2 separate regions of the Homo sapiens genome follow, and region 1 is linked to region 2. A link is a loop called in an ENCODE intact Hi-C map of the cell type or tissue named here. Cell type or tissue: PC-9. All regions are shown on one strand. Links, peaks and the distances in the headings refer to the core of each region. The heading gives the core; the rest is flanking DNA. Region 1 overlaps NKAIN1 (sodium/potassium transporting ATPase interacting 1). Region 2 holds the start of LOC105378621 (a long non-coding RNA gene).

Region 1 (15,451 bases), core at 1-8,000, 400 kb after region 2:
TAACATCAACATCAAATCATTCCTGCCTGCCCTCATGCAGGGACTTCTCACTTAGAAAGTTCTATAGACCCAATGGGCAGGACAGGAAGATAGAGAAGAAAACACCATCTTTAATCAACCCGCCTGCACAGAAACCAGGAGAGCACTCCCCTCCTTGCAAGGTCCCAGTGAAAAGAGAACCTGGTCCCCTTGCAAAAACCATCTTATAAAAACAAAAGGCTTCAAAGCACCAGTGGCTACACCCGTTGAGTAGAAAGGGGCTTGGGGGAGAGTTGGGGTGAGAGAGGTGAGGGCTGGAGGCAGGGCTGGCCCAGTGAAGGGCAGTAGCTTAGCCTGAGGGAGCTGCCCCCCTCTCAAGCTGTACCCACCAGCTGGGAGCTCCATGCCTGTGGGGGCCAGAGGAACTCCTGGGCCTGGCTGCTTGCATTTGGGATGGTGGGGTGGGGTTGCCAGCCTTGCTCAGGATATTTTGGCCTTAGAGAGTAGGGAATGATAGATTGGAGGGTAGTGGGAGAGGAGCGGAATGGTCACCACAGACAGGCTCAGGTGTGCAAACCATCTGCACCATCTGGGTGCCCCCCAGTTCCTCCATGTCTCCTGCCCTCCTTTCTAACCCAGGGCCATGCCTCTTTCACAGATGAAATGCTGAGACCTGATCCTCTCTCTATGGACGCACCAGGCAGTGCGTGGGATGCAGCGTCCTCAGGAGTGTCTGTGGAGGGAGGTGGGGAAAGTGTTCTCACCTCTACTTGCCCCCAAGGAAGGGTGAGGGTGCTGGCAATCCCGACTCCCCGACTACTCACACCCCCATCTGCCCCTTCAGAACTCCTTCTGGGCTTGTTAGAGGAGGCTTCTGGCCATTGGATTGGTTGTAAATGCTGGTGATCTGTAAACACTGGAGTCTGGGCAGCGCTGACCAGCATTGCTCCTCTCTGAAACCACAAGCCTTCCAACTGGTGAGGTGGATGGAGCCGTCAGGGGTGAGTGGAGTTGTGGAGGTGATGGGGATACAGTAGAACCAGCCTCAGGGACCTGGAAGGGGGTGGAGTGACTGAGTTGGGGCCCCACTTTCCTGGAGGAGAGAGCTTGAAAGATTTGCCAAGGGTGGACAGAGGCTGAGTGTAGGAAGGCTTCTCTGTGGGTGGGGCTGAATTTGGGGCTTCATCCATCCAGTTCCCAATAAGAGAACGAATGGGTATATTGCTTTAAGAGAGGCATTGGCAAGTGGTGGTGGTGGTGTGTGAATATGGTGGAGACCACATAGGTCCAAGATGGAGGGGGGCTTGGAAATGGAACTCAGAGAGCAGACACTGGGTTTTACAGTCAGAAACTGCAGAAAGTACACTGTGTTCAAGGCCCACTTCCACCAAAAATCTAGCTGTGTGGCCTCAAGCAAATCACATCTCTGGGCCTCAGTTTTAATGTACTGCAAAATGAGAATTTTAATCCCAGTCTAGCTCAGGGAATTGAGTTAAATGAGAAGTCTAAAAGAGTCCATTTGCTAAGGGATTAATTACTTGAGGTGCGGAAACCGAGGCTCAGAGAGGGCAAGGGCTTTGCTAGACGTCACAGTCAGTGATGGACCTGCGATTAGAACCCAGGAATCCTGCTCCTAGTTCACAGTAGCTTTCCCCAGAGCTGGTGAGTGAGTGTGGTGGGATGGGATGGGTCTGATGTCCTGCTGTTTTTGGACAGGGGGGCAGGATGCTGGGTGAAGAGTGAAAGGGAGAGGCTGGAGAAGAGAGGAAGGCCCCAGCTCACGCCAAGGCTGAGATTAAAAACAAACAAACAAAAAACAAAAAACCCGTGGTGCCCCTCCCCCGCCCCGCCCCACTCCTCCGAAGTCCGGGCTGCGAAGAGCCAAGCTCAAATCCAAGTCCAAGTCCAAGTCCACGTCCAAGTCCGCATCTCCAGATGCAGACGCGGGGTTGGGCACAGGCTGCAGTGAGCGCGCGGGCCACCAGGGGGACACGCCTGCGCCTTGGCCCGAGCTCGCGGCAGCTGCGGTCAGCCCAGGGCGAGGCGCCGGGGTGGGCGCGGGGCAGAGGCTACCCCGACCTGCGGGAAACAAAGGCAGGTTAGGGAGAGTGGATCCCAAAAGTATGGGGGCGGAGAGACCCGGTTGCCCTGCCCACTCCTCCATCCCCTCCTTTTCGCAACCCCGACGCCCAGGCCTCCCCAAGCCAGCAGGGGGCCGTGACCCACGTGTACAGAGGCTGCAGCTGTAAATGCGACGTCTTCTGGGGCGCCTGGTATCCGTAGGAGTCAAAGCCGCCGATGAAGTCAACTGCGGAAGAGGGGCGGCGCATGTTAGGGATCGGCGGCGGGGGCGAGGAGAGGGAGACTGGGTCCTGAAGGGGAAGAATCTGAGGGCAGGACTCCCACCCTAGGAAGCGGAGCCAGAGAAGCCATGAGGAGGGGAGGGGCGAGGGTCAGACCCCGTGCAGGGCCTGGGGCGGGGCTTCGGCTGGACCCTGAGGGATGGGCCTCTGGGGGTCTGGAGGCGGCGAGGCCGGGCCAGCTGAGGGTCAGGCCCCAGTCCTTAAGGCTTGGGCCTGGGAGGCCGGGCAGTCCTATGGGAGAGAAGGCTCTCAGGGGCGGGGCTAGAGCCTCTAAACGGGACAAGACCTCTGATGGGGTGGGGCGAGATTGGGGAAAGGGGGTGCTGGGGCCAGGGACTGGGCACCTGGACGTCTGGACCCCAGCCTGGAACGGGCTGGTATGCAGAGCCTTCCATACCAGCCGCCTCTTCCCCTCGAAAGGGGCCCGTGGCCGACCCTGGGCTCCCTCCCGCCGGGGCCAGTCACAGGCCTCTGTCCAGGGTGCTGAAGGCGCAGGGCCAGATTCCCCACTTCCCCAGGGGCGCCTTACTCACAGCTGTCCTCCTCCTCCAGGAACACTTTGCTCACGTAGCAGGCGAACACGAAGCCGAACAGCTGGGAGTGGAGATGACACGTCAGGGAGGAAGGAGGAGTGGGAACCTCTTCCTCCGCCCCCTGCCGGGCCCTGTACGCTCTGACTGGCAAGGGAGGAGGCATGCCAGGATGAAGGCAAACCGTAACAACTTCCAATTAAATGTTTTCACCTTAAAGTCAAACATACATGGTCTAACTCTTCTGAAAGTGTAACTTGAGACAAGTAATCATTTTACCTCTTTGAGCCTCAGTTTTCCCACTTGGACTTGGGCAATACCTTATGGCTTGTTAAGAAGAAAGAGGATTATGTGACTTTGTGGGTACAAAGTGCCTAGGACAGGGCTGGCCCTTCTAGAAACAGGAACTACTCCTATCTTGGAGTTTCTTTCTTTCTTTTTTTTTTCTTCCCTTCCCTTCCCTTCCTTTCCTTCTTTCTTTCAGACAGGGTCTCACTCTGTCACCCAGGCTGTAGTGCAGTGCTGCAATCATGGCTCACTTCAGCTTCAACCTCCTGGGCTCAAGTGATCCTCCTGCCTCAACCTCTCAAGTAGCTGGGTCCACAGGCATGAGGCATCACGCCCACTGGGGTCACTTTCTTATTCTCACAACTCTGAGGCTGGTATTGTCATTCTTTTTTGTGAATAAGGAAACAAGCTCCGAGAAGGCAGGTGACTTGTCCAAAGTCACATAGTGGGTGTATTGAGCACTTAAACCCAGGATTGATTCATAGTCTGATGCCTCATCCTACTCACTAAACCTGTTCACTCTGCACAGGGGCTGGGGCAGCGGTGAGGGAAGACGGTACAGGATATGGAAACAGATCCAGACAAAAGGACAGACAGGCGGAAGACCTAGGTTCATTCCCTCTTTTTTTTTTTTTTTTTTTTTTTTTTTTTTTTATGGAGTTTCGCTCTTGTTGCCCAGGCTAGAGTACAATGGTGCAATCTTGGCTCACCGCAACCTCCACCTCCTGGGTTCAAGCAATTCTCCTCCCTCAGCCTCCTGAGTAGCTGGGATTACAGGCATGTGCCACTATGCCTGGCTAATTTTGTATTTTTAGTAGAGACGGGGTTTCTCCATGTTGGTCAGTCTGGTCTTGAACTCCTGACCTCAGGTGATCCACCAGCCATGGCCTCCCAAAGTGCTGGGATTGCAGGCGTGAGCCACTGCGCCCAACCCATCCCCTCAACCAGAGCTAAAGAAAGGGATCGGGAAGTGTGTGTAGGGTGGGGGACAGAAGGACTTACTGCCAGGAAGATCTGCAGGGCGCTGCTGAGGGCTTCAATGTAGGGGTAGTCAAGCAGGCAGCCAGTGACAGAGATGACATGGTGGTCCTCCAGAGCCAGGCGGGAGTTCAGAACAGGTGTCACCAGGCAGCCTGGCCCATTCTCCATCCACCAGGAGCGGTGCAGGGATGTGTTGAAGGTCATGATGAAGTCCCGGTCCTGGGGGCAAAGGGGCCTGGGATACTGAGTGTGAGGGAGAGGGAGGGGGGAGCTACTCCCCCAGCCCAGGAAGACTATATTGATCGGTGAAGGGATTCAGGGAGCCTGCACCTGCAAGTCCATATTTGACCAACAGGTGGCACTTAATGACCACACAGGCCTCACTCTTTTGTCACTGAGATGGGAAGGGGTTTGTGTGGACTCACAGGGGCCTCAGAATTTTCAGAGCTGGAAGGAACATTAACAATTTCCCAGCCACAGGTGAAATCCTCAGTACCAGCCCCTTAACAGCCCATTCAGTATCTCCACTGCTCCCCCTGTGTGCGACCCTGGGCGAACCTCTCCTTTGGGGCCTTGGTCTCCACATTTGTTAAATGGAGAAGGGGCTGGCCTAGATCAGAAGTTCTTACCCAGGGTGTGTACCCATGTGCCCATCCATGCAGTCACTCATTCAACAGATAAATACTCACTGCCTGCCGACCAGGGGCCAAGCACTCAGATGTGTGACCTTATTTTATCCCCTCAGCAACCACATGAAGTTGCAGTTGCTCTTATGTCCACTTACTAGATGAGGAAACTGGGGCTCAGAGAGGATCAGCCACTTGCCCAGGGTAATACAGCTAGAAGGTTTTAGAGCTGGGATTTGAATCTAGCAGGGTCAAACTACAAAGCCAATGCTCTTAAATTCACATATTTTGCCTCTTTTATATCTAAAAATAGAAGTTGTGTCTCTCTGGGCTTGCTCTTATTCAAGCGAAACAGTCCTACTTTCTTGGTCTGCTCAATCTTCCCTGAACAAACTCTAACTAGTCTCTTTCCCTTCTGAAAAATATTGATCAGAATTAACCCAAATCTTTGTGGTCTAAGCACTACAAAGCGCATGGCATTTTCACCTCCCTTGCTCTGAATACTCTACCTCTATTAGCGGGGCCTAAGAGTAGCTTTCTGGGCTCCCACATACTGTTGGTTTTTACTGAGCTTGTGATCAACTGGGACCCCTGGCTCATCTTCACATGGACTGCTCTTCAGCCTTATCTGCTCCATCATTGTGTTTGAGGAAGCCAGAAATAAATTGTGTAAGTAGGAAATGGGGCACACAGATTATTTGGGCATGTAAGGAGAGAGAGACTTCTTCGAGACATGATGCTCTGGTCCTATACCACAGTACCCTTAGGGCAGGGGATGGGAATGGTCAGGCTCTGCCCTATGGCACTGCCAGGTCTGAGGCTTACCTGGGACAGCTGTCCAACCTCCAAGTAGAAGCAGATGATAAATGCATTCCAGCCAACCCAGAGCACCAGCCAGGCTGCATACTGGGGAAAGCAGAGGTGGGATCAGGGTGGGGCCTGGGGAGTGGGGGATGGGGAGTGTCAATGGAGACAGAGCTCAGGGATGAGGAGATCTGGGCAGGGGAAATTATGAGAATACCTCACTCAGAGAGCACAGTGTAGCTTACAAATCATTTACACACCCATCAGGCCTTACAACAGCCCTGCAAGGTCAGCACTGCCCTCTTTTAGAGAGAACTAACTTAAAACTGAAAGGAAGTTTAAGGTTTCTAAGATCACACAGCTAGGAGGAGGTAGGGCTGCCACTCAAATCAAGTTCTCTGATAGCTAATCCCATCCACTGTGCTAACAACATCCTCTAGACCAGCTGTCTCTAGAATACTGGAATCATTCAAGGATGTTTGTCAAAAATGCAGATTCTTGGGTCCTACCTCTAGACCTACTGATTCTGAATTTCTAGGGATGTTTAAAAGGGATTGCTTAAGCAATCCCTAGGAGATTGTGACTCAGATGACACTTTCAGAAACATGTTCCAGGTGGTAAGCCACTAGAGGGCGAGGACTCTGACTGCCTGGCTCACCACTGCAATGCCAATGCCTAGCACAGAATAGCTGGATGAACCCATTAAGACTATAGGAAATGGGCCAGGTGCAGTGGCTCATACCTGTAGTCCTAGCACTTTGGGAGGCTGAGGTGGGCAGATCATTTGAGCTCAGGAGTTCAAGACCAGCCTGGGCAATATGGAGAAAACCCATATTTAAAAAAAAAAAAAAAAGAGGCCAGGCGCAGTGGCTCACGCTTGTAATCCCAGCACTTTGGGAGGCCAAGGTGGGCAGATCACCTGAGGTCGGGAGTTTGAGACCAGCCTGACCAACATGGAGAAACCCTGTCTCTATTAAAAATACAAAATTAGCCAGGCATGATGGCACATGCCTGTAATCCCAGCTACTCGGAAGGCTGAGGAAGGAGAATCACTTGAACCTGGGAGGTGGAGGTTGTGGTAAGCTGAGATCATGCCACTGGACTCCAGCCTGGGCAACAAGAGCGAAACTCCGTCTCAAAAAAAAAAAAAAAGTCTTAATTCTTTTGTGTTTTTTTTTTTTTTTTTTTTTTTAAGACAAGATTTTGGTCTGTCACCCAGGCTGGAGGGCAGTGGATGCTGGGAACTTTAGACCAAAAGAGACAGGAGGTTATCCTGCAGCCTTGTGCCTGAGTATGTGTGTGACATCTTCTCACATGGCTGTGGCTGGAGTCTGGGTATAAGGGAACCAGGGCAGGTGGAGGCAGGATCATGGATGGGGCCTGGAGAAAGGCTGGGGTGAGCAGACCAAACTGAGACCCCAAGCATAGAACGGGAGTCCAGCCTGGGCCCTGGATGCCCTCACTCCATCACTTTCCTCCCTCCCTTCCTTGCTCTATAAATTGTACTTGAATGACACAGGTCAATGTGCCCCGCTCCAGCAATCTTTCCATCTGTCTGGAAGGAGAGGGCTGGGATGGGAGGGACTGGGAGCAGCAATGCTGGAGCAGCAATGCTAGGTCAGCACTGAGGCCCCTGGGCCCCTCAGTTTTCCCACATCCCGAATGTGGCCACCTCTGGGGAGAACAGCATTCCACCCACGGTAGTGAGCTGGAGAGGAGGTTAGGGTCGATTTGAGACCTGGATGCTTCTACCCAAGTCCTGTGCCTGCAATTCTAGTGGCTGTCACCTGGCAGATAGTGTTGTTGACAGTGGTGTCTGGGGCTTTCCTGAGAACTGGAGAGAAGTGTTCTCTTATGTCAGATGAGAGAGAGCCTTGTTAGGGTCCTGTTCACCTGGCTTCTGGGAACTGAGCCTGTGGAGGTGGGGAGAGAAGTCCTAGAATGAGTGTGTGTGGGCTCTGGAGGCAGCATGACATTGCATGTCATTGTGATTGTAGGTGTCAAGCATGTATGTAGTAAATCTAGTGAAAAGCCTTTTCCCTCAAGAGAGCCATGTGAAGAGGTCACTGAGGAACAGCAGGGAATATGGGTGAATCTAGCTGAAAGCAGGAGTTTGACAGAGACTATCAGGGACCAGGACTTGGGAAGAGGCTGTCGGGGAGGAGGAGAGAGACCCAGACTCCTGGGGCTGGAGTGCAGGGAGGCACTGACCTCAAAGCCACACTAGCTGCTCCAGAACACATCCTTGATGTACATCGGGCAAGAGAGACAAATGCCAAGCCTTCCTGAAGCTTCTTGAGAAACTAAATAAGATGAAGCCCATCCCTCCTGTGTCCTTGCGCCCACCCCTTCCTGAGGCCGTGTGGTGCCGCAGCAGGAGCCTTCACTGTTGATCTGATGTTCTAATCCTGCCTTGCTTTCATTAGCTGTGTGACCTTAGGAAGACTCGCAACCTTTCTGAGCTTCAGTTTCCTCATCTGGAAAATGGAGCTGTTAAGATCTACCTCACAGGGCTATTGTAGACATGAGATGAAGCATGTGAAATTTCGCAGCGTGCCTGGCACGTGCCAGGCACTCACTACATGATCCATTTTGTTTATATTTGGATTATTTCCCTAAAAAATTCTTCAGGAAAAAAAAAACCCTTGTCTCCTCTGAGCAAAGAAGCATGGGGCTGTGCACATTCACCCCATCTTGTTTTGGGTGGAGCCAAGACCAGTGCCCCAGTGTTGGGGGGCAGTTCTGGTTTTGAGGAGCAGGGAGGGGTGGAGTGGGCAGGGGTGAGGAGAGGAGTTGGCTTGGGAAGGGGCTAGGTGAGCCGTACCAGGATGAGGTACCGGGAGCGGTACTGCACGGTGCCAAAGATGCCCAGGATGACTGCCATGATGTGCAGGAAGTTGGCTAGGATGGGAGCCCACTGGTAGCCCAGGAAGTCAAAGATCTGCCGCTCCAGCGCAGCCACCTGTGGAAGAGACAGGCTGAGGCCACTGTCACCCCCCTGAAAGGGAAGGACAGGGATTCCTGCTTGACCTTGGGGAGCAGGTGGCACCAGTTACCATGGTGATGAGGCATAAGCCTCAGAACAATCCAGTCCTTCACTACCAAAGGGATGCTGGGGGGTCCTTAAGCCTGATCATCACTTTGGGGTGGGCTGAAAGGTGATAGGAGTGAGGGTTCAGAACACCTTCCTCCCTGCCAAGGAGGCCCTTCCCTCTAGCGGCTCAAGCTCCTGCACCTTCTCCATGTGGAGAAGATGGTGGGATCAGAATCCAGACTGCCACCCCTAGCCTTGGAGGGCAAGGAAGTCCTGGAGCCCGAGTCACCTCTTCCAAGGATCCCCATCTGGAGCTTGCCCTGGCCCATGGCATTCCTGGGCTACAGAGAAGGAATGCTTTTCACTCCCCTTCCCTGAAGGAGCTGGAATAGATTGCAAAATTGGCCTCGAATCCTCCTCTTCCTATTTCCATGCTCTTCAGTAGTGCCCTTCCACACTAATGCTGTGCTTGCCCATGCGACTTGCTTTGCCTAAAGGGACTTTGGCAAACACAATGCAAACCATGTTTGAAAAAGGCTTGAAAAATGCATGCATCCAGTCTGGGCAACCTGGTGAAACCCCGTCTCAACAAAAAATACAAACCATTGCCAGGTGTGGTGGTGCGCACCTGTAGTCCCAGCTATTCGGGAGGCTTAGGTGAGAGAATCTCTTGAGCCCAGCAGGCGGAGGTTGCAGTGAGCCAAGATCATGCCACTGCACTCCAGCCTGGGCGACAGAGTGAGACCCCGTCTCAAAAAAAAGAAAAGAAAAAAAAAAAACGGCGTTCATTGGAGCTTGCCAACTTGCTTCACTTATAACAAGACCACCTTGTGAACAAGCCCCAGCTGACCTGCTGGAGGATGAGAAGCCACGGGGAGGAGAGCGAAGGCACCCCGGCTAATAGCCCATCAGCCATCAACCATGTGAGCGAGGCCATGCTAGATCACCCCGGGTCACTAGCTGACCACAGACACATAGCCCAGACCAGAAGAATCTCCCAGCTGACCCACAGAATCATGAACTAAATAAAATGGTCGTTTATTTTTTATTTCTAAATATTTATTATCATTATTTTTAAACAGAGTCCCGCTCTGTCGCCCAGGCTGTAGTGCAGTGGAACTATCTCAGCTCACTGCAACATCCACCTGCCAGGTTCAAGCAATTCTCCTGCCTCAGCCTCCCGAGTAGCTGGGACTACAGGCACCTGCCACCATACGCAGCTAATTTTTGTATTTTTAGTACAGGCAGAGTTTCACCATGTTGGCCAGGCTGGTCTTGAACTCCTGACCTCAAATGATCCACCCACCTCAGCCTCCCAAAGTGCTGGGATTATAGGCGTGAGCCACTGCGCCCAGCCAAATTTTGCTTTAAAGAACCACCTCCTACCACTCTGTCCACATGGCTTGAGTGGGGCTGACTCATTTCTAGTTTCTGGGGTGGGCAGGTAAGCCAAGTCTAGCCAAATAATCAAAGACAATGATGAATTTAGGGATAGGCGCTCACCCCATGCTCTGCCCCTGAGAATCACCCTAGATATTTGCTGGAACAATCAGAACAGAGCTGCTATCCTGCCAGGATACCTGAATGGGTGTGGTGTGAGCTTGGAGCTGTTGGTGGCTGCCTTGGCCACCTCAGGTGGATGGCCCGCCTGAGGAGAAAGCCATAGCTAAGGTACAGAGAGAGTGTGTGTGGGAGGAAGACTGAACACACAAGGGAATGTCCTGAGCCATCTTTCAGGCCTCTGAATACAGCCATGCCTAAAGCTGGTTCTCCCTCCTTGTCCTGCTGATTTTTGTCATTTGCAACAAAGAGTCCTAACTACAACAGAAGAGGAGAGAAGAGGGTCTGGCTGGGGAGGGGGAGGGAATATTCAGATAAAGTGAGAAGATATAAGAAGCCTTTTTCCAGGCAGGGAGGCAGGAGGAGGTGGAGCTGATGCTACCACACAGATGGCAAGGCTTGGGCAGAGACCAAGGAAGCTGCAGGCTTGGGTAAGGTGGTGAGGGAAGCCTGGTGGTGCCAGGCCCAACCTTGGCATTTACCCACTTGGCACCAGCCTGCCTCTTGTCGGTGACTCCCCTCCCAGGGATGTGCAGATTGTAAAGCTCATCTCTCACTGGATGCTCCTTGGCAGAAAGGCAGAGCTGGAATCATTATTTCATTTTGAGGAAAGAGAACATGAGGCTCAGAGAGGGGAAGTGACTTGTCCAAGGTCACACAGCAGGTTGGTGGCAGAATAGGCCTTTCTCAGCCACCTGTCCCATCTTGGCACCACCTTTTCCCATCTTGGCACTGGTAAGGGAGTCAAGAGGTGTAAATTGTGGTGGGAAGTCTGCCTCTGACTCCTGGGTGACTTTGGGCAGCCCACTTTCCCCGCTGGGTTTGGGGCTCCTCTTCCATGCATGGAAGTCACTGGACTAGGTAATCTCCAAGGGCCCTTCCAGCCTTGACTTCCATCAGCTGCTGGCCTTGGGGGAGAAACTCCCCAGGCTTGTCCAGGGGCCTCTGCCACGGTCTCTGTCTGCTGCTCCTATCCCACACTTCCTCCACTCCACTCTTCCTCCTTCCACCCTGACTCTGCCTGGCCTTGGGAGCCTTGGTGTTCTGGGGTCCAGCTTGATGTTCTTGACTCAGCTGTTACCTGGCCCTAAGGGAGAAGGTCTCCATCAGAGGACGGAGGAGGCTGTGACAGAGCAATCCAGGCTCATGGTGCAGCTGAGGAGGCACCCTGCCAAATATTTCCACCTAAGGCTGGGCGCAGTGGCTCACGCCTGTAATCCCAGCACTTTGGGAGGCCAAGGTCGGCGGACCACTTGAGGTCAGGAGCTCAAGACCAGCCTGGCCAACATGGTGAAACTCCATCTCTACTGAAAATACGAAAGTTAGCTGGGTGTGGTGGCACATGCCTGTATTCCCAGCAGATTGGGAGGCTGAGGGAGGAGAATTGCTTGAGCCTGGGAGGCAGAGGCTGCAGTGAGCCAAGATCGCGCCACTGTACTCCAGCCTAGGTGACAGAGCAAGACTCTGTCTCAAAAAAAAAAAAAAAATCCACCTAAGAGGTGATATCATCTCCAGCCAAAGTGGTACCCACTCAAACCCCCTCTGTTCTCTGTGACCTTATTGATAGAAAACAGAGAGAGGTTTTTTTTTTTTTTTTTTTTTAAAGCAGTAGCAGATTTGTAGTCATTTAAACTCAGATTCAAATTCCAGCTCTGCTGTGTGACTTAGGGCAAGTCACTTTCCCTCTCTGAATCTATTTCTTCAACTATAAATAGAGAAGATAATCCCTCTCTTGAGAAGTTGTTGTGGGGATATAGAGATATCACATAAACTAACAGACAATTAGACTTGATACATAGTGGCTAATTAATAGAAGGCTTAACAGTCTAAGCTTCTTAGTTTGGCACCGAGGGCCCACTAGGATCTGGCTCAATCCTGTATTTCCCATCAGCTCCTGCCCCCAAGAGGCTGTAACAGCAGTTAAAGTCCTACCTTCATTTGCCTTTGCCTTATTTTTTATTTTATATTTTATTTTGAGAAAGAGTCTTGCACTTTTGCCCAGGTTGGGGTGCAATGTGGTGATCACAGCTCACTGTAACCTCAAATTCCTGGGCTCAAGGCATCCTCCTGCCTCACCTCCTTAGTAGCTGGGACTACAGGCATGTGCCATCACATCTGGGTAATTTTAAAATATTTTGTAGAGATTGGGTCTCACTATGTTGCCCTGAGTAGTCTTGAACTCCTGGCCTCAATTAATCTTCCTGCCTTGGCCTCCCAAAATGCTGGGATTACAGACATAAGCCACTGCGCTGGGCCTCCCTTTGGCTTTATCCAAGTCCTCCTTAGTTTTCACAGTGTAGCTCAGTTCCCTCTTTTGGTAGGAAGGCCTCCCTGACTGGCCCACAGGTGCTGCTCTCTCCACTTGACATGGAGTGGGGGCTGTTCTTCCCATTCTCAGCATGGCTCTGGCCTTCCTTCATCCTCACACCCAACAATCATTCACTCATTTATCTATAACCAGCTAGACCCATTTATCCATCCATCCCACATCTGACATGCCCTCACCCAGCCAGGGTTCATCACTTATTTATTCACAGAACGTTTAGTCTATGTCAGGCTTTGTGCTAGCTCCGGGATGCAGAAGTGAAGAAGTTGGGGTCCCTGCCCTTTGGGAACTCAGGACCCACTTAGTAGAGGAGGGGAAGGAAATCAGTACAAACCGGGGTATTCAGGGCTATGACCCAGGCCTGGAAAAGGCCGTCTCTTCCTCCGATGGTGAGTGCAGATTTAAATGAATTTTTTTTTTTTTGAGATGGAGTCTCGCTCTGTCGCCCAGGCTGGAGTGCAGTGGCGTGATATCAGCTCATTGCAAGCTCCACTTCCGGGGTTCACGCCATTCTCCTGCCTCAGCCTCCCGAGTAGCTGGGACTACAGGCGCATCCCACCATGCCCAGTGGATTTTTGTATTTTTTGTAGAGAACAGGGTCTCGCCCTGTTGCCCAGCCTAGTCTCATACCCTCCTGGGCTCATGTGGTCCACCCACCTTGGCCTCCCAAAGTGCTGGGATTACAGGCGTGAGCCACCATGCCTGGCCTAAATATATCTTTTAAAAAATTTAGATGTAGCCTGGGTATAGTCACTCATGCCTGTAATCCCAACACTTTGGGAGGCCAAGGCCAGAGGATGGCTTGAGGCCAGGAGTTTGGGACTAGCCTTGGCAACATAGTGAGATCCCATCTCTATTAAAAAAAAAAAAATCAGATTCAGTGTCTTATAAACAATCTCAATTTTATTTTATTATTTATTTTTTTATTTTTTTATTTTTTTGAGACGGAGTCTCACTCTGTCTCCCAGGCTGGAGTGCAGTGGCGTGATCTCGGCTCACTGCAAGCTCTGTCTTCCAGGTTCACACCATTCTCCTGCCTCAGCCTCCCAAGTAGCTGGGACTACAGGCGCCCGCCACCACGCCCGGCTAATTTTTTGTACATTTAGTAGAGACGGGTTTTCACCATGTTAGCCAGGATGGTCTCCATCTCCTGACTTTGTGATCCACCCGCCTCAGCCTCCCAAAGTGCTGGGATTACAGGCGTGAGCCACCGCGCCCGGCAACAATCTCAATTTTAAAGTTATTATTTTTTATTAGAAAACCAAGTCAAGGCCGGTGCAGTGGCTCACACTTGTAATACCAGCACTTTGGGAGGCCAAGGTGGGTGGATCACGAGGTCAGGAGTTCGAGATCAGCCTAGCCAACATGGGGAAAACTCGTCTCTACTAAAAATACAAAAAATTAGCTGGGCGTGGTGGCACGCACCTGTAATCCCAGCTACTCAGGAGGCTGAGGCAGGAGAATTACTTGAACCCGGGAGGTGGAGGTTGCAGTGAGCTGAGATCGTGCCCTTGCACTCCAGCCTGGGTGAAAGTGCGAAATTCGGTCTCAAAACAAACAAACAAACAAACACCAAGTCAAATATTACAGGACTTCTGCTTGTGTAGCAGTTACATGCAGCTAATTAACAAATAATAATAAGAACAAAATAAGAGGAATACCTTTCCCACCTGGTTGCGTCAGCTCCGAAACACTAATCTGAGGGCTGTGGTGATTGTAAATCATAACCGGCCTTGCTGTGTCTTTGTTACTTAGAAGGCAGGAACTGTGCAGAGGCAACAGCAATCTACTCCTTTGCATAAATTGCAAATGCATGTGCACTGGGGGAAAAATTCCTTCCTTCGTTTGGAGATATTTTTACCTAGAGAGCTGCAAGCCAAGCCAAGATAGCTTCTTGAATCCCTCTCCTAAGTGAGCTGGGGTGAAAGTTCCTGGGGACAGTGGATACAGACTTCTCCCTGATCTCCCGCCAGGGGAAGGCTGGCCACCACCCCACTCAGTTACTTTTTCTAAAATACAAATCTCATCCCAGCCACACAGAATGAGCCCCCTGACTGTAATCCCAGAGTGACAGATGAGAACATGTCACCCAGGCCTCACATCTCTGTCTTCACCTGCCAATGCTCACAGAGGAAGCCCCACATTCCTGCCCATCAGTCCTCTCTGCCTTTGATCTCTGTTCTCCCCTGACCCAGCTCTTTCTTTTTCCTTTTTCTTTCCCTTCCCTTCCCTTTTTCTTTCCTTTTTTTTCTTTCCTTCCTTCCTTCCTTTTTTTTTTTTTTTTTGGAGTTTCACTCGTCACCCAGGCTGGAGTGCAATGGCGTGATCTCGGCTCACTGCAACCTCCGCCTCCCGGGTTCAAGTGATTCTCCTGCCTCAGCCTCCCGAGTAGCTGGGATTACAGGTGTGTGCCTCCATGCCCTGCCAATTATTGTATTTTTAGTAGAGACGGGGTTTCTCCATGTTGGTCAGGCTGGTCTCAAACTCCCGACCTCAGGTGATTTGCCTGCCTCGGCCTCCCAAAGTGCTGGGATTACAGGCGTGAGCCCCTGCACCTGGCCTGCTTTCTTTTTTCTTTTCATTTCCTTTCCTTTTCCTTCCTTCCTTTTCTCTCTCTCTCTCTTTTTTTTTTTTTTTTTTTTTTGAGACAGAGTCCCATTCTGTCACCCAGGCTGGAGTGCAGTGGCGGGATCTCAGCTCACCGCAATCTCTGCCTCCCAGGTTCAAGCGATTCTCCTGTCTCAGCCTCCTAAGTAGTTGGGATTACAGGCGAGTGCCACCATGCCCAGCTAATTCTTGTATTTTCAGTAGAGATGGGGTTTCACCATGTTAGTCATGGCTTGTCTCGAACTCCTGACCTCATAAGCCACCCGCCGCAGCCTCCCAAAGTGTTGGGATTACAGGCGTGAGCCACCGCGCCTGACTCTTTCTTTTTTTCTTTCTTCTCTTTCTCTCTCTTC
Region 2 (16,130 bases), core at 3,310-11,309:
GCTGGAGTGCAGTGGTGCAATCACAGCTAACTGCAACCTTTTCCCTCACTTTTTTTTTTCCCCTTTGGAGACAGGGTCTCACTCTGTCACCCAGACTGGAGTGCAGTGGTGCGATCACAGCTCACTGCAACCTTGGCTTCTTGGGCTCAAGCAGTCCTCCTGCCTCAGCCTCCTGAGTAGCTGGAACTACAGGCATGAACCACCATGCCCAGTTAATTATTTTATTTTTTGTAGAGATGGGGGTCTCACTATGTTGCCCAGGCTGGTCTCAAACTCCTGGGCTCAAATGATCCTCCCACTTCGGCCTCCCAAAGTGCTGGGATTACAGGTGTGAGCCAGTGTGCCTGGCTAATTATTTTATTTTTTGTAGAGATGGAGTCTCACTATGTTGCCCAGGCTGGTCTCAAACTCCTGGCCTCCAGTGATCCTCCTGCCTCAGCCTCCCAAAGTGCTAGGATTGCAGGCATGAGTCACTGTACCTGACCCGTCCTTCTCCTTTCAAAGCACCCCAGCGAAGAGATGACAAATAGATGTTAACAGGGGACAAGCCCTTCCTGAGCCACATGGGAGCAGAGCAGCCAGGCCCTAGTAGCTCCCTGCTCTGATGTTTCTCTCCTCCTCCCTCAGGCTCTCTGAGGCTTCCCGGGGGTTCCGGGCTGCAACACCAGACAAAGGCGGCATGCTGAGTTCCAGTCCTCACTCTGCCTCAACTTGCTGCATCCACTTGGGTAATTTCTTCCCTGCTCTGGGCCTCCGTCCCAATCTGTTCAAAGGGACATCATGATGTTCTCACTAGTTGCTTTCTGCTGAGCTGGAGGCCAAGGACTCAGACTCGGTTTGACTGGTTCTGCCTCTGACCTGCTGGGAGACCTGGAGCAGGTCACTTAACCTCTCTGTGTTTGCTTTATCAGGATAATCTGTTGAAGTATTCACCAATGCCTCTCTCTCCAGAATTTCCTGTTGCCCCTCCCTCCCTGCCCCCTGCCCTTAGTCCCCACATCTGGGCAGCTGAGCAGGACACAGAAGAATATAGGCACAGCAGTCAGAGCACCTGGTTTTCCATGTTTCAAGAGCCCACGCTCTGAATAGTATAGAAAATTTAGAAGCTCACGCGATGAACCAGAAATGTCCTCCCCACCCTTGAGACCAGGTAGAAGGTGAGGAACAGAGGAGAAAGCTGGGGTTGGGGGTTCCCTGCAACCCCCTGGAAGTGACAGTTCTCCCAGGCCCAGGGAAAGACAGCAAACGGTGAGAGCAGAGCCCAGGGCATGGCCAGAGCCACCCCATGGAGAAGTGCAGGAGCTGCCTGGCAGGCAACAGGGCAAGAGAGCTCTCTCAGAGGGGCAGATGCAGCTGGATGCTGCCCCTCTACCCACAGTAACACAGACCCGGCACTGACGTGGTGGCTCTCACAGTGGCACGGACCCGGCACTGACGTGGTGGCTCTCACAGTGGCACGGACCCGGCACTGACGTGGTGGCTCTCACAGTGGCACGGACCCGGCACTGACGTGGTGGCTCTCACAGTGGCACGGACCCGGCACTGACGTGGTGGCTCTCACAGTGGCACGGACCCGGCACTGACGTGGTGGCTCTCACAGTGGCACGGACCCGGCACTGACGTGGTGGCTCTCACAGTGGCACGGACCCGGCACTGACGTGGTGGCTTTCACAGTGGCATGAACATGGCGTTGATGTGGAGGCTCTGAAGGCACACTGGTCAGGAACGAGGAAGGACTCTGCAGTTTCCTGCAAAGTCTAGACAAGAATGCAAGGCAAGGCACAGGAGCCCATGCCTGGAATCCCAGCACTTTGGAAGGCCGAGGTGGACAGATTGCTTGAGACCAGCCTGGGCAACATGGCAAAAGCCCATCTCTACAAAAAAAAATTAAAAATTAGCCAGGCGTGGTGGTGCATGGCTGTAGTCCCAGCTACTCGGGAGGCTGAGGTGAGAGGATCACTTGAGCCCAGGAGGTCGAGGCTGCAGTGAACCATGTAAGCACCACTGCACTCCAGGCTGGGTGACAGACAGAGTGAGACCCCCATCAAGGAAAGGAAAGGAGAGGAGAGGAGAGAAGAGGAGAGGAAAGGAGAGGAGAGGAGAGGCAAACATCACAGGGGAAGCTGAGAGGGGACAATGCTAAGAATCTAATGTGTCCCTCCCCACCGGTGTCTCAGCGCCACATAAACCCCCACACCCTAGACAAGCCTGGGCAGGGGCCAGTGGGAACCATGATGTCTAGATGTGGGGCTTCCATCGCTTAATGGAATGAGGATCTAAAATAGAAACAAAGGTCAGTTCAGGAAGCAGAGGCAGGGTGCTTTCCCCATGCATCTGAATCTGTGAATGGAGACCGCTCCCCAGCTCATGGTTGGCATGGGAACAGGACCGGTGCATGCTGGAGAGGTCCTATGGCTTAACTCTGAGTTCAGTGGCCTCATGGGCCTCCATGGAAGTGTGAGAATTGACAAATACTACGAATCAGTAGTTGTTGTGTTTGAGGTTGGTTGGTTGCTTTGTTTTTTTAGAGAGCCTGTTTACCAGCATACTCCTGAATGGAATCCACCTGCTAGGGTTGCCATGGACATAAAGTGCAGGTGTGTGAGGCGTTTGACCCCCGATATAACTGGTATAACTTTTGCAAAGCTGGTTTCCGCAGCTGCCCCTGCGGTCGTCCTGACTGAAAGACAGTGGACAGGGGAGTCTGCCCTGATGGGAGCCTTGTCCCTTCCCCTCTGACTGCTGGGAGCAGGGGGATCTTTTGGCTCCATGGGTCACCAAAGCTGTTCCATGTGAGGGACACCCCTGCCCCATGCCCTGAGCAGGCATGGACTTGAGGGTGCTTCACTCACTAGAGGACTGGAAAAGACCCAGGCCCGCCCCGAGGGGGCAGTGGGACCTTCTCCGACCCTCCCAGGTGAGCTGGGACCCCGGCCTCTGGGGAGGATCTTGGAGAGAGCAAGCAGCTGAGCATGAGCCTCTGGTTGGGGGGCAACGCAGTGGGAAAGAGGGGGCGGGACCCCCGGGCCCCCAGACACTCAACCAGAGCCAACCTTGAATGCGCTGAAGCACTTCTCAGTGGAAAAATGGCAGGGCAGCTTTGCCGGTGCTGGGCTGTGTGCCCGTGGTAGGCCGGCAGGGACATGGTCTTCTCCTGGTCTCCGGCTGTACCGCATGCCCTGACACACGAGGGGAGGCCTCCCAGAAGGGTGACATTGGGATTGCTATGTTTATCTTATTTTTATTTTTCTTCAGTTCAGGATGCCCCTGCCTGGCCCAGAAACCACACTGCCATGAATGGGTCAGGACATTTTACCATCCTGTGCCTACTCCACCCAGCCTGGGGTGAGGGAATGGGGGGCAGATGCCAGATTCTGGCCACTGACCAGCCACAGAGCCCAGCAGGGCCATAAACAAGGCTGGGTGGGGTTTCCAGGCCCACTCGGTGGGGCTCGTTTACTTGGACGAGGGCAGGGCAGAGAGCACCGACCAGAGTGCCTCAAAATAACTCACGTGGCCTGGCCGGGAGCCAATCCCTCCATGGAAAATTTAAATGAATTCTTCACAGCTGCAAGGCCCAGGCCCCCAGACGGCCCACCCAGAATCACCAGATTACCGTGGCTCTGATGGTTCCAGAAACCCAAGAATGTTCTGGAAGCCCAAGGAAGCCATAGTCGGTCTCTGGGCTTCCTCACACAACCAGAGGTCATGATACACTCAGAAAAGGATTATCCAGTCACCAACTGCTCAGCCCTTCAGGACGCTGGTGCCAGAAGGGCCCGTGCCTGCCAGGCTGGTCCTCGTGGACATAGGGCTCTGGACGAAGGGTTGGCCCGGCTTTCACTTAGCCCCCCAGGAGACGCTTCTGGGAGCATACTCCCCTCCTTATCTGGGGACACTGAGGCTCAGTCAGCTCCTCCTGCGAGGAAACAGACAGGTAGCAGCCAGTGCTGACCACCAGGCCATCCCATCCCCGTGCCAGTGCCTGAGCCACAGTGACTGGGTGAGGCTGCAGATGTGTGGTGAGGAGAGCAACTGGGGAGCGGGGAGGGGAGCTGAACTGAGGAGGGAGGGAGGGAGTCTGAGGGAAGGAGTGAGAATGGACCCCAAGGAGCATGAGGCCAGCAGCAAAGGGTTAAAGAAATGCACTCTCGGCCTGGCACAGTGGCTCACGCCTGTAATCCTAGCACTTTGGGAGGCCAAGGTGGGTGGATCACTTGAGGTCAGGAGTTCAAGACCAGCCTGGCCAACATGGTGACACCCCATCTCTACTAAAAATACAAAAAATTAGCCAGGCGTGGTGGTGCATGTCCCTCCCAGCTACTCGGGAGGCTGAGGCACGAGAATCAATTGAACCTGGGAGGCAGAGATTGCAGGGAGCCGAGATCACGCCACCCGTGCTCCAGCATGACAGAGTGAGACTCCAAAGAAAGGAAAGAGGGGAAAGGAAAGGAAAGGAAAGGAAAGGAAAGGAAAGGAAAGGAAAGGAAAGGAAAGGAAAGGAAAGGAAAGGAAAGGAAAGGAAAGGAAAGGAAAGGAAAGGAAAGGAAAGCGGAAAGGAAAGGAAAGGGGAAAGGAAAGGAAAGGGGAAAGGAAAGGAAAGGAAAGGAAAGGAAAGGAAAGGAAAGGAAAGGAAAAGGGAAAGGAAAGGGGAAAGGAAAGGGGAAAGAATGGGGAAAGAAAAGGGGAAAGAAAAGGGAAAGGAAAGGAAAGTCATGGGGACCCAGGGGCAGCCAGCAAGGCTGGACAGAGGAGACCGGCCCTGACCTAGGAAAGGGGGGTCAGGGCCTAGAAACAGCACAGGCCAAGGTAAGAGGCAGAAATGATGACACCCTACACACAGCCCTGCAGACCACGGGGAATGCAATGTCCAGTGTCTCATCTCACATCAAAAAGGCCACCCCTGAGCCACTTGGTGGGAAAGAAGAGGCCGAGCTGGGGCTGGAGTCCTCGTCCCTGGTCCTCAACCCCATGCCCTTTCCATGAGCCGAGGCTGCCTGCTGAGAGGCCTGGAGGAGTCCGGAGCAGGCCCAGGGATCTCACTGCCCCCTGCACTCTGCATTTGGTCATATCATGTGGGTGGGGGCCTCGGATGGGAAGGGGCTGTGCCTTGGGAATTTTCTTGTCCCCAGACTCCTCAGGGAGGAAAGAGCCTGGGGCCTTTGGAGGAACTTGGGCTTCGGAGTCAGACCCATGGAGTCGGACTCCAGGCCACGCCTCAGTTTGCTAAAGGCCATGACCAACTCTGCTCTTGCCCGCCGCATGCCAGCATTTCATTTAATGGTCCAAACATCCCATGAGGACATATGGCCATCATTCCCGCTTTACTCATGAGGGGACTGACACGCAGAGGTTAAGCAATTTGCCCAAGGTCACGCAGCTATTCCGTGGCCGATCCAGGAGCTCAGCCCAGGATGCCTGACACCAGAGTTGTCACCCAATGCTTCCATTTCCAGGCCACCTTGAGCAAGTCACTGAACCACCCCAGGCCTCTGTTTCCTCACAGCCACAGTGACTCCCACCTCGCGGAGTTGAGGAGGAGTCAGTGAATTAATGGCTGAGTGCGTGGCTCGTGGCAGCCACCTTGCCTGTTTTCAGCCAGGCCACAGACTGACCCCAAAACCCCATCCCCCTAATCTTTCTCAGGGGCCCTGGCACCCAGGACAAGGTCCCAGCCCCTCTTGGCCCAGCAGAGCGAGGGACCAGGAGAACTGAGGCCACTCTGGGGCCCAGGGCAGGGCAGGGGCCGGGCGGCCACGGGAACACAGGTCCACTTCACCCTCCTGCTCAGCAGGGCTGGATTCTCCCTGTCTCCTGGGGCCCACTGGGAACTTGGGGTTTTCCTGCATCTGATTAGCATAAATTAGCAGCTGTCAGCAAGAGGGAGTAATGTAGCCTTTCAACGGCCCCGTCTTGTTTTTGGAAACCTTATCGAGTTCTGCTGAGGGCTCGCCTTGTTCACTGGCCACTGGATGGCTGACTGGTGTTTGTGTACCCAGCAGAGGCCCACCACCGCCCCTGGTGAGCCCCCGGCCCCCAGCCTCAGCTCCAAGGATAACACGGAGGGAAGGAGCCTGGTGCGGGTGGTAGCGGGATGAGGGGGGATCCAGCCAGACTCCCCGCCCTCCTCCCACTTCACACCTCTCACCCGAGGTCCCTCCACACTGAGAGAGCCCTCTGTGCAGGCTGGTGGGGCGGAAGGGCCCAATGGCCACCTCCAGTTTTCCCGGCAGGGGGAGCAGTGGCCATTGGAGCTTCCTAGGCTGGGGCTACGTCCACAGAGAACTTTCAACTGGACAGCACCAACCTGGTTCCTTGGGGATAAGGCTGGTCTGCCCTGATTTTCCAAGGAAAGGGAAGAACATCTATTCCACAAGGCCTACTGTGTGCCGAGCCCAGGAAGGGGTGACTTCTTTGTCATCCAAGAATACCACGGGTGCTGGAGGGAACAGGGTTTGTCTGCCAGGCAGCCCTTCCCTTCTGCTTCTGATAATGCCACAGCCTTCCTCCAGGTGAACTAGAGCCTGTGCTCTGGAACCAGAATGGGTTCAAATCCCACCACTCACCAGCTGTGTGCCTCTCTGCCTCAGTTGCCTCACCTGTAGAATGGGACCCTGGTTGTGAGAATTAAATGAATTTGTGCGTTCAATGTGCTGAGAACAACACTGGCACATGGTAAGTGATGCGTTAGCTATGACTGATTGCCCTGGCCCCACTCCAAGTGCTTCTGGTGAGGCTGCTTATCCAGACTCCCCACTCCCAACCACAGGGGCAGACATGTAACCTAGATCAGCCAGTTAGGATGCCTCATCTCCAACTGGCCACAGTGATTGGCCCAGGAATAGATAAGCCTAGCCAATCAGACTCTTTCCCTGTGATTTAATATTTGGCTGTGAGTAGAGAAGCTCTCTCTTTCCCGAGGGTGAAAAGCTGGAAAGATGTAAGCCCAACGCTCTCTGTGGCCCTGCCTTCCTTTCTTCACCCACCACATCAAGGAAGCAAGCCTGCAGTAGGAGAAAGTGAGGCCACCAACCCAGAGATGAGCAGAGCCCAGAGAGGTGGAGAGGCGACTGAGAAACCAAGAATAAATGATAGAGAAGGATAACCCCGTTATTTCCATCCCTGAAACCGGCTGTGCCTGGGACTTCCCTTTGACCCAAGACGTTTCCTTTCACTGTTAAAATCCGGAATCATCCAAAGTTGATTATCTCTATTGTACATATGAGAAAACTGAGGCTCGGGGAGGTGGAGTGATCAGCCCTTGGGGACAGAACTAGTAGGTGGTGGAGCCAAAGGCAGGCGGCCTGGCCGCAGAGTCCAAGGAGGAAGGGGGAGGCAAGCAGCTCTGCCTCTTCGTCTCCCTGTCCCTCCCCAGACCACACATTAGCCTTTGTTTGAATGGTCACCTGGAGGAGAAGGAGAAGCTGGGTTTGAATTCCAGCTCTGTTGTTTTCTGGCTATGTGAGCTTTGAGCAACTCACTTCTCTTCTCCGAGCCCAGTTTCCTCGTCTGTAACATGGGAATAATATTCCTTATTTCACTATGTTGGCATAAAATAAAATGTCCCATTGGAAGCACCCAGCATATAATTAGCACCCAGTACATAATTAGCACCCAGTAAATGCTCATTTTTCCATTCCCCAAAACAGCAGCATCATCTCAACCTTCCAGGAAGCCAAAATGCCTGACTTGCAGGGCTATCGATAGATCCTCAAGGCAGCAGTGGTAGCCCCCATTTCAGAGACGGGAAACAGGCTCCGAGTGGTTCAACCACACACCCAAGGTCACAAGGCTTGTTAATGGGACCTCTCCCACTTCTATCAAGTTGCCTGAGTCCCTGCTGCAGGGTTCTCTGCAGTCAGAGGCTGGGAACTGGGTTGGCGGTGAGGAGGGTAAAATGGGGATAGAGTAAGTGGTTTGGACTGAGGGACTCTGAGCCCTCCGCTCTGCCCTCCCCACCCTCAAGCCCAGGCTAGACTCCGGGTCAAGGGCGCCCCCTGCTGGCCATCTGGGGAACTCCATCCCAGGCACCTAATAAATCCCAGAGAAGGCACCACACGGGCAGGGCAGGAGCTTAGAGCTCAGACTCCCTGTTACTTAGGGCAGCGACTCTACCTCCCTGAAGCTCGGTTTTCTCGTCTGCCAAATGGGGATAATAATAATATGATAAATGAAATAATGCCACAAAGTGCCTGGCACAATGCTCAGACACCACTCCACCTCCATCAGGACGGCTTTTTTTTTTTTTTTCTAAGGCAGGATCTCAGTCACTCTGTTGCTCAGGCTGGAGTGCAGTGGTGTGATCACAGCGCACTGCAGCCTCAACCTCCCAGGCTCAAGCAATCCTCCCACCTCAGTGTCCCCAGTAGCTGGGACTACAGGCGTGCACCACCACACCCAGCTAACTTTTTTTTTTTTTTTTTTGGTAGATACAGGGTCTCACTATGTTACCCAGGCTGTTCTCAAACTCCTGAGCTTAAGTGATCCTCCTGCCTCAGCCTCCCAAATCGCTGAGATTATGGGCATGAGCCACTGCACCTGGCCATCTGTTATTTTTTTTTTTAAGACAGAAAATAGCAAGTGTTAGTGAGAACGTGGAGAAATTGGAACCCTTGTACATTGCTAGCAAGACTGTAAGATGGTAGAGCCACCGTGGGAGTACAATATGGCAGTCCTTCAAAAATTAAACATGGAATTATCACATGACCTGGGAATTCTACTTCTGTGGATGCACCCAAGAGAACTGAAACGGGAACTTGAACAGATATTTGTTCAACCCCAATGTTCATAGCAGCATTATTCACATAGTCAAAAGGAGGAAGCAACCCAAGTGGCCATCCATGGATGAATGGATAAACAAAATGTGACCAAGGCACACGATGGTATATTATTCAGCCTGAAAAATGAAGGAAATTCTGACGCATGCTACAACGTGGGTGAACCTTGAGGACATTATGCTGAGTGAAATCAGCCAGACTCAAAAGGAGGAGCCTATTATATAATCCTGCCTATATGAGATACCTACAGTAGTCAAGTTCATAGTGACAGAAGGTAGAATGGAGGTTGCCAGAGGCAGAGAGGAGGGAAGAAATGGGGGTTATTGTTTGATGGGCACAGAGTTTGAGTTTGGGAAGATGACAAAGCTCTGGAGATGGACGGTGGTGATGGCTGCACAGCACTGTGAGTGTAGTGAATGCCACTGAACTGTACACTTAAAATTGTTAAAATGATAGATTTTATGTTATGTATCTGTGCTATAGTTTCAACATTTGTCCCCTCCAAAACTCATGTTGAAGTTTAATCTCCAATGTGGCAATATTGAGAGGTGAGAGGTGGTCTTCTTCTTTTTTTTTTTTTTTTTTTTTTTTTGAGATGGAGTCTTGCTCTGTCGCTCAGGCTGGAGTGGAGTGGAGTGGAGTGGTATGATCTCGGCCCACTGCAACCTCCACAGTGGAGTGGAGTAGAGTGAAGTGGAGTGGCACGATCTCGGCTCACTGCAACCTCCACAGTGGAGTGGAGTGGAGTGGAGTGGAGTGGAGTGGAGTGGCACAGTCTTGGCTCACTGCAACCTCCACCTCCCAGATTCAAGCTATTCTCCTGCCTCAGCTTTCCAAGAAGATGGGATTAGAGGTGCCCGTCACCATGCCCGGCTAATTTTTGTATTTTTAGCAGAGACAGGGTTTCACCATGTTGGCCAGGCTGGTCTCAAACTCCTGACCTCAGGTGATCTGCCCACCTTGGCCTCCCAAAGTGCTGGGATTACAGGCGTGAGGCACCAGGCCTGGCCTGAGAGGTGGTCCTTTAAGAGGTGATTGGGTCATGAAGGCTCTGCCCTCATGAATGGTTTAATCTATTCATGGATTCATGGATTAATGGGTTAATGGTTAATTGATTATCATGGGACTGGCGGCTTTATAAGAAGAGGAAGAGAGACCCGGGCCAGCACCTCAGCCCCCTCACCATGTGATATCCTGTGTGGCCTCTGGACTCTGCAGAGTCCCCACCAGCAAGGAGGTCCTCACCAGATGCGGCCCCTCAACCTTGGACTTCACAGGCTCCAGAACCGTATAAAATAAATTCCTTGTCTTTGTAAACTACCCAGTTTCAGGTATTCTGTTACAAGCAACAGAAATGGACGAATACGTTACCACAATTTCTGAAATAAGGACAAATAAAAGAGCATTTGAGCTAAGACCTAAAGGATGGACATTCCTCCCAAGAAGAAGGTATTCTGGGCAGAGGGGACAGTGTGAGTCTCGGCTGGGAGGCCGGAGGCCCTGGGATGTCCCAGGAAGGGGCAGGCGCTGAGGCCGGAAAGGTTGGGAGTGGCCCAATCACGAGGCCGCCTGAGACTCAGTCTCTTCATCCACCATGTGGGGATGCTGCCACTCACCTCACAGAGACAAGGTACCCCATCAGCTCATCAGACGGGGGTCTGCGAAACAGGAGAAAAAAATCCCAGCCAGGGCCTTAGTTTCTCTGAGGTACAGATGTTGGTGATGTTGGTGGCAGGTATACATTTGGGGGCCATAAAGCTTCCCAGAACTATAGCAACCCCACCTCCACCCATCCCCGAAAAGGAAAGAAAATTGCTACCCCTACAGCCCTTGCGGGCCGCCCCCCGCCCCCAACCCCGACCACCCCCAACCCCGACCACCCCCACCAGCCCAGCAGAGAACTTAGCGACCAGGGCCCGGATGGAGCAGTGTTCCTGAGTAGCCACCAGAGGGCGCACTGTACCCGCCAACTCAGCGTGTCTCCCGCCCTGGAGAGGGGAGACGGACAGGGAGGAAGGGCTACTGTCGTCCTGGGACACATTCCTGGGCAGGGGGCTTCCAGGTCCTGTTGAAAGCTGTCCTTGGGCAGAGGACATCCTGAGCCATGGATTCACAGCCACGGAGATATCCGAGTTGGAAGGGGTTTAGGATGGGGACCCTTTTATGGGGACCCTTTTACAGAGATGAGGCCCAGAGAGCAGAAGCCAGCTGTCTAGCGTCACACAACGGGTCAGGGCAAAGCAGGGGCTGGAACCCGAGACTCTCATACCCCTGCACACACCTGCTCCTGCTCTCCAGGCCCCGGACAGCTGGGCCCAGATGGAAACCAGGGGGCAAGGCAAAATGGAACTGTGGAAGGGGCTCCAGCATCTCCGCCATCCCCTGTTCTCCCAAGATGCTGAGCCACAGGGAAACTGAGGCATGGAGCGACAAAGAGGCAGAGGTTGTCTGCATCCCTCCTGAGCAGGTCAGGGCCCCATGCGGGTCCCAGGGAGCCCCTCTGCTCTCCCTGGAGCCAGGTTTGGGTACAGCAGCTGTGACTAGCCAACCAGGCTGGGCCACTGTGGCTGAAGGCTCAAAGTCCAGCAGGGAGCCATTGATCAGTCCGGGACTTCTGTTGGGAGGGTGCCGGCAAACTATCTGATGGGTCCCCAGGGCCTCCCCTGGAGGAAGTGGGGACTTGAGCAGGAGGTGTCCGGGGGCTCCTGGGCTTTGGCAGGGCCTCCCTCCCCTCCACCGCCTCCCTCTTCAAATCGCAGCTGGAAACAGCACCTCCCCTGTTGGGTACAAGAACCTTCACAGGGGCCTTGACCTTCTATGACTCTACCCCACGGAAATCAGCAGAAGCAGACGGAGATGGCCCCTGAAGCACTTTGGTGTGTAATGTCATTTAATCCTCAGAATGACCCCATGGCATAGAATATGATTCGTTCATCCAATTTTGCAGCTGGGAAACCTGAAGCCAGGACGAAGAAGGCAATTGCTTGGCAGCAGCACTCCAGAAACACCATGTGCCATGCAGAGTCCACGGCTCAGCCGCCGCAGCCCCTGTGCGCGCTGTCTCATTTAATCCCCCCAGCCACTCTGTCAGGCAGGTAGGGTGAAGGCCCAGCGTTAAAGATGAGGAAAATGAGGCAACGAGAACAAATTGCCCTGTTGCTCAAGCTCTCTTGGCTTCCTGTGACCTCCCAGACCTTGGGTGACAGAGGCACATTAAGGAAGTCCCTCAACTCTCCGGCGGGGGTGGAGCCTCTGCAGGGGGCGTGGAACCAGTAGCAGGACCACAGTAGCCAGGCAGGGACATGGATCCCCCACCCCCAACACCTCCCCTAGCTGCCCCTCCATTGCCTTACCCAGCTCTTGAGGCTGGAAGGCTCATAGCTCTTTTCCTGACTACCTTCCACCCATGAGTAGCCAGGCGCGTGTTCTAGCCCAAGAGATCTAGGTGGGAGTCAATGAGGAAGGGCTTCACTTCCCAAATTTTATTTTTGTTTATTTTATTTTATTTTTTCGAGAAGGAGTCTCGCTCTGTCACCCAGGCTGGAGAATAGTGGTGCCATCTCAGCTCACTGCAACCTCCGCCTCCCAGGTTCAAGCTATTCTTCCTGCCTCAGCTGGGACTACAGGCATCTGCCACCATGCCTGGCTAACTTTTGTATTTTTAGTAGAGACGGGGTTTCACCGTGTTGGCCAGGCTGATCTAGAACTCCTGACCTCAGTGATCTCCCCCGCTCAGCCTCCCAAAGTGCTGGGATTACAGGTGTGAGCCACCACGCCCGGCTACTTCCCAAATTTTAAAAAAAGCCTCCCAAGACCTTTGACTTTCCCAGTGCCTCTCTGCCTGGAATGAAACGTGAGTGCTGGAGGCACAGCAGGCACTTTGGAACTACGAGGGCAAACACCACAAGTTAGGGACAACGGAGTTGGGAGAGCCTGCACTCTGACAATGCTGCTGACCTGTGCACCAGCCCTAGAGTTCCCATCATGTGAGAAAGATAGACCCTCCTTCTCTTAACACGGGGGACCACCGTCCCTGCTGGTTGCTGCCTACTCAAGTTTGCATTCCCATCTGACCCAGCAGCCCTGAGTAGGGGTTAAGAATGTAGTTTTTTTTGTTTTGTTTTGTTTTTTGACAGAGTCTCATTCTGTTGCCCAGTCTGGAGTGCAGTGGCGCGATCTCGACTCACTGCAACCTCCGCTCCCAGGTTCAAATGACTTTCCTGCCTCAGCCTTCCAAGTAGCTGGGATTACAGGCGTGCGCCACCATGCCCGGCTAATTTTTGTATTTTTAATAGAGATGGGGTTTCACCATGTTGGCCAGGCTGATCACGAACTCCTGACCTCAGGTGATCCACCCACCTCGGCCTCCCAAAGTGCTGGGATTGCAGGTGTGAGCCACCGCGCCCAGCCAAGTAGTCTTAGAATCTTGGCTGACGAATTGGTAGCTGCATGGCCTTGAGCAAGGGGTTTTGTGTGGAAGAGCCTCCATTTTCTCTTCTGGAATAGGCCCAAGTGTGCCCCCTGCACAGAGCTGTTGGAGGGTCAAATAAGACACCAAGTGTCCTGAGCCCAGGACGGGGCACACACACACGAAGGTTGGGTGTTGTTAGGAAAGGAGAAACGGGCCATAGGGAGAAGACAGGGGGAGGCCCTGTCCTGGATCCTTCCCCCTCAGGAAAGGCTGTTTGGGAAACAGGTCTGATCGGGGAAAATTGAGCAGCGCTTCCTGACAGATCAGTAGCTCCCTGAGCCCCCAGACCCTGAGTCCCCTCCCCTTTAACGAAGTGCGGGCTCAGCCAACTCAGTTACCTGCCCGCCCAGCAAGGCGGCTGCTCCTCCAGCAGGGCTGGCTGCCCACCCTGGAGATGTGGGAATGGATCCTGCACACTCCAGCCTTCCAAGCCTCTTCTCCACCACCCACCACAGGGTCGGGCATTCTGCTACTGGGGATTCACTCCTTCTGACCTGAAGCCTTGCAGGAGCACCCTGGGTGATTAGGGCTGGCACCCTGATGAAAGGCTATGGCTCCGGGGGGTACTCAGAGGCCACTGCTGAGGTGTAAGCACCTTGGAACATGTCACCCCCTGAACTGTGGTCAGCTTTGGCCCTGGGTGTAGCGAAGGGGAAGAAAAGGAACTGGCACCTCGGGGATATGTCCTGCACCAGACAGAGGCGTGTCTCAGTGCATTGGGTCAGCACAGCGATCCCGCAGGAGGGTGTTGCTGGCCTCAAGACAAGAAAAATAACCCTTAGGAGAGGTAAGGGACTTGCCCAGGTCACAAACAAGCAACAGCACAGAGCTGGGATTCAAATCCAAGCCTCTTCCACTCCAAGGCCCAGCCCTGGGCTCTGCTCCCTAACTAGCTATGTGACATGACAATTCCCTCCCCTCTCAAGGCCTTCTGTAAAATGTGGTGGTTAAAAGACATGAGGCTGGCCAGGTGCAGTGGCTCGCGCCTGTAATCCCAGCACTTTGGGAGGCCAAGGTTGGTGGACCATTCGAGGTCAGGAGTTCGAGACCAGCCTGGCAAACATGGTGAAACCCCATCTCTACAAAAAATACAAAAATTAGCCCGTGCAGTAGTGGAACTGAGGCAAGAGAATCACTTGAGCCTGGGAGGCAGAGGTTGCAGTGAGCCAAGATCACGCCACTGCACTCCAATCTGGGCAAGAGAGTGAAACCCTGTCTCAAAAAAAAAAAAAAAAAAAAGACATAAGCTTGCATGACCCCCCTACCCAAGTCAGATGCTGTGGGCGCACTGCAGGGAGCTTAAGAGAGTGGGCTCTGGAGTGGGTCTGCCGGGGGGTGCCCCCCAGCTCACCCCTTACATGGGAATTTGGTTACTTAACCCTGTTGTGCCTGCGCTCACTTGCCTGTGAAACAGGAATAAGAACTGTCTCCCTTCTCAGAGCTGCTGCACCTGCTGTGGCAGCTCCGCATGAGAGCTGCACTGTTGTGACAGGCTCCTTGGAGGGCCAGAGCAGGAAAAGACTGGGGGACTCAGGGAGAGCTGAGCAAGGAGGTGGAGGGAGGAAGATCAGTGACATCATAGAAACAGGTTTGTGAGGACCAGGGCTCCTGCCCTGTGGCCCTCGGATGGTCCCACAAATCCCTGGGCAGATAAATCCCAGCTCGCCACTTCCTGGCCTCTCAAAGAAGCCCTTTGTCTGGTGGGTATCAGAGGCTACTTCCGGCTCCACGAGGGCCTGATCAAATGGAGACAAAGGACCCTCACACCGGCCAGAGAGGCCCCAGGGGATGCCCACTGGCCCCCAGCTTCCGCTGCCTGGGTGGCCAAGGGGGGCCCCCGCAGCCTGGCTGAGATCAGAGGGAGAGGGGACAGCAGCCACGGCTGCTGGGAAGTCAGGGGAGGGCCCGGGATAAGGGTGTGGCAGGAAGGGAGTCAGCAGGGACAGGAATTAAAGACTCCAGAGGGCCTTTTTCAGGAGCCAGAGGGCTTTTTTTTTTTTTGAGATGGAGTCTCGCTCTGCCGCCCAGGCTGGAGTAGTGGCGTGATCTCAGCTCACTGCAACCTCCCAGGTTCAAGCGATTCTCCTGCCTCAGCCTCCCGAGTAGCAGGGACTACAGGCACCTGCCACCATGCCCAGCTAATTTTTGTATTTTTAGTAGAGACGGGGTTTCACCATGTTGGCCAGGCTGGTCTCAAACTCCTGACCTCAAGTGATCCACCCGCCTTGGCCTCCCAAAGTGCTGGGATTACAGGCGTGAGCCACCGTGCCCAGCCAAGGGCATTTTAAAAAAATAAATAAATCAAGCACTCGAAGCCTTCTGTAGCTGCCCATTAGCCTCAGGCAGACTCAACTCCAGCCTGCTCCCAGCCCACGAAGCCCTGGGCTGCCCACCTCCCCCAAAACAGCCTTCTGCTAGTTCTCCAAACACAGGCTGCCCCACTCATGGTTGGGGACTTTGCCCCAGCTGTTCACTCTGCCGGTAGAACTTTCCTCCAAGGCATCCACATCCCTGACTCCCCCCTTTCATTAGGGCTTTGCTGTAGAGATGCCCCCTGACTCCTGACCCCTCTGCCACACTCTCCAGTCCCCCACTTCCCTCTCTGCTTCAACTGGGCTTTCATCCTCATATGTCTTCTCAGGATCACCCATGGCCTGCCTGTGGCAGGACCAAATAGCCAAGTGCCTCTGGGTGTAGGCGGCGGCAGCACCTAACACAGGGAGGCTGGGTCTCCTCTCCAGTCCTCAGCAGCTTCGCTCTGGTTTTCCTCCTGCTTCCTGGCTCCTCTGCCGGTGCCTCCTGGCCTCCCTGACCTCCTGGGAGGCTCTGGTCCTGTGCCCCACCCTCACTCCCTCCTTACGTGACCCACGCAGTCTCTGGCT

Evidence for each region. A loop is a pair of places that touch in the nucleus more often than their neighbours do. Peaks named below come from ENCODE experiments on the same cell type or tissue, not always from the same donor. Only the 100,000 strongest peaks of a DNase experiment are listed, where the experiment ranks them.
Region 1: a loop joins it to region 2, with 14 times the contacts of the local background. A loop is called at or near these places in 3 of 110 quality-filtered maps.

The regions. Positions count from the first base shown.
Region 1 is chr1:31,179,655-31,195,105 of GRCh38, forward strand. NKAIN1 (sodium/potassium transporting ATPase interacting 1) reads right to left here. Exons shown (of 7, transcript NM_024522.3): 2 at 8,396-8,533; 3 at 5,593-5,673; 4 at 4,163-4,360; 5 at 2,876-2,936; 6 at 2,206-2,287; 7 at 91-2,058. The coding sequence ends at 2,049. Among named protein-coding and RNA genes, the nearest start is that of NKAIN1, 53 kb to the right of the region's middle. RefSeq lists a silencer at 1,960-2,209 and an enhancer at 4,328-4,622. In PC-9, for the core only: CTCF peaks have their summits at 1,984 (motif pointing right), 4,470 (motif pointing right), 4,672, 6,216 (motif pointing right) and 2 weaker places; DNase peaks (open chromatin) are centred at 2,917 and 6,197.
Region 2 is chr1:30,771,775-30,787,904 of GRCh38, forward strand. LOC105378621 (a long non-coding RNA gene) reads right to left here and starts at 10,577. Exons shown (of 3, transcript XR_947134.2): 1 at 10,394-10,577; 2 at 9,961-10,113; 3 at 3,305-3,919. RefSeq lists enhancers at 1,562-2,062, 7,709-7,898, 8,009-8,088, 16,097-16,130 and cis regulatory regions at 5,707-6,372, 7,686-8,210. In PC-9, for the core only: CTCF peaks have their summits at 6,259 (motif pointing right), 7,987 (motif pointing left), 8,188 and 10,852; a DNase peak (open chromatin) is centred at 6,827.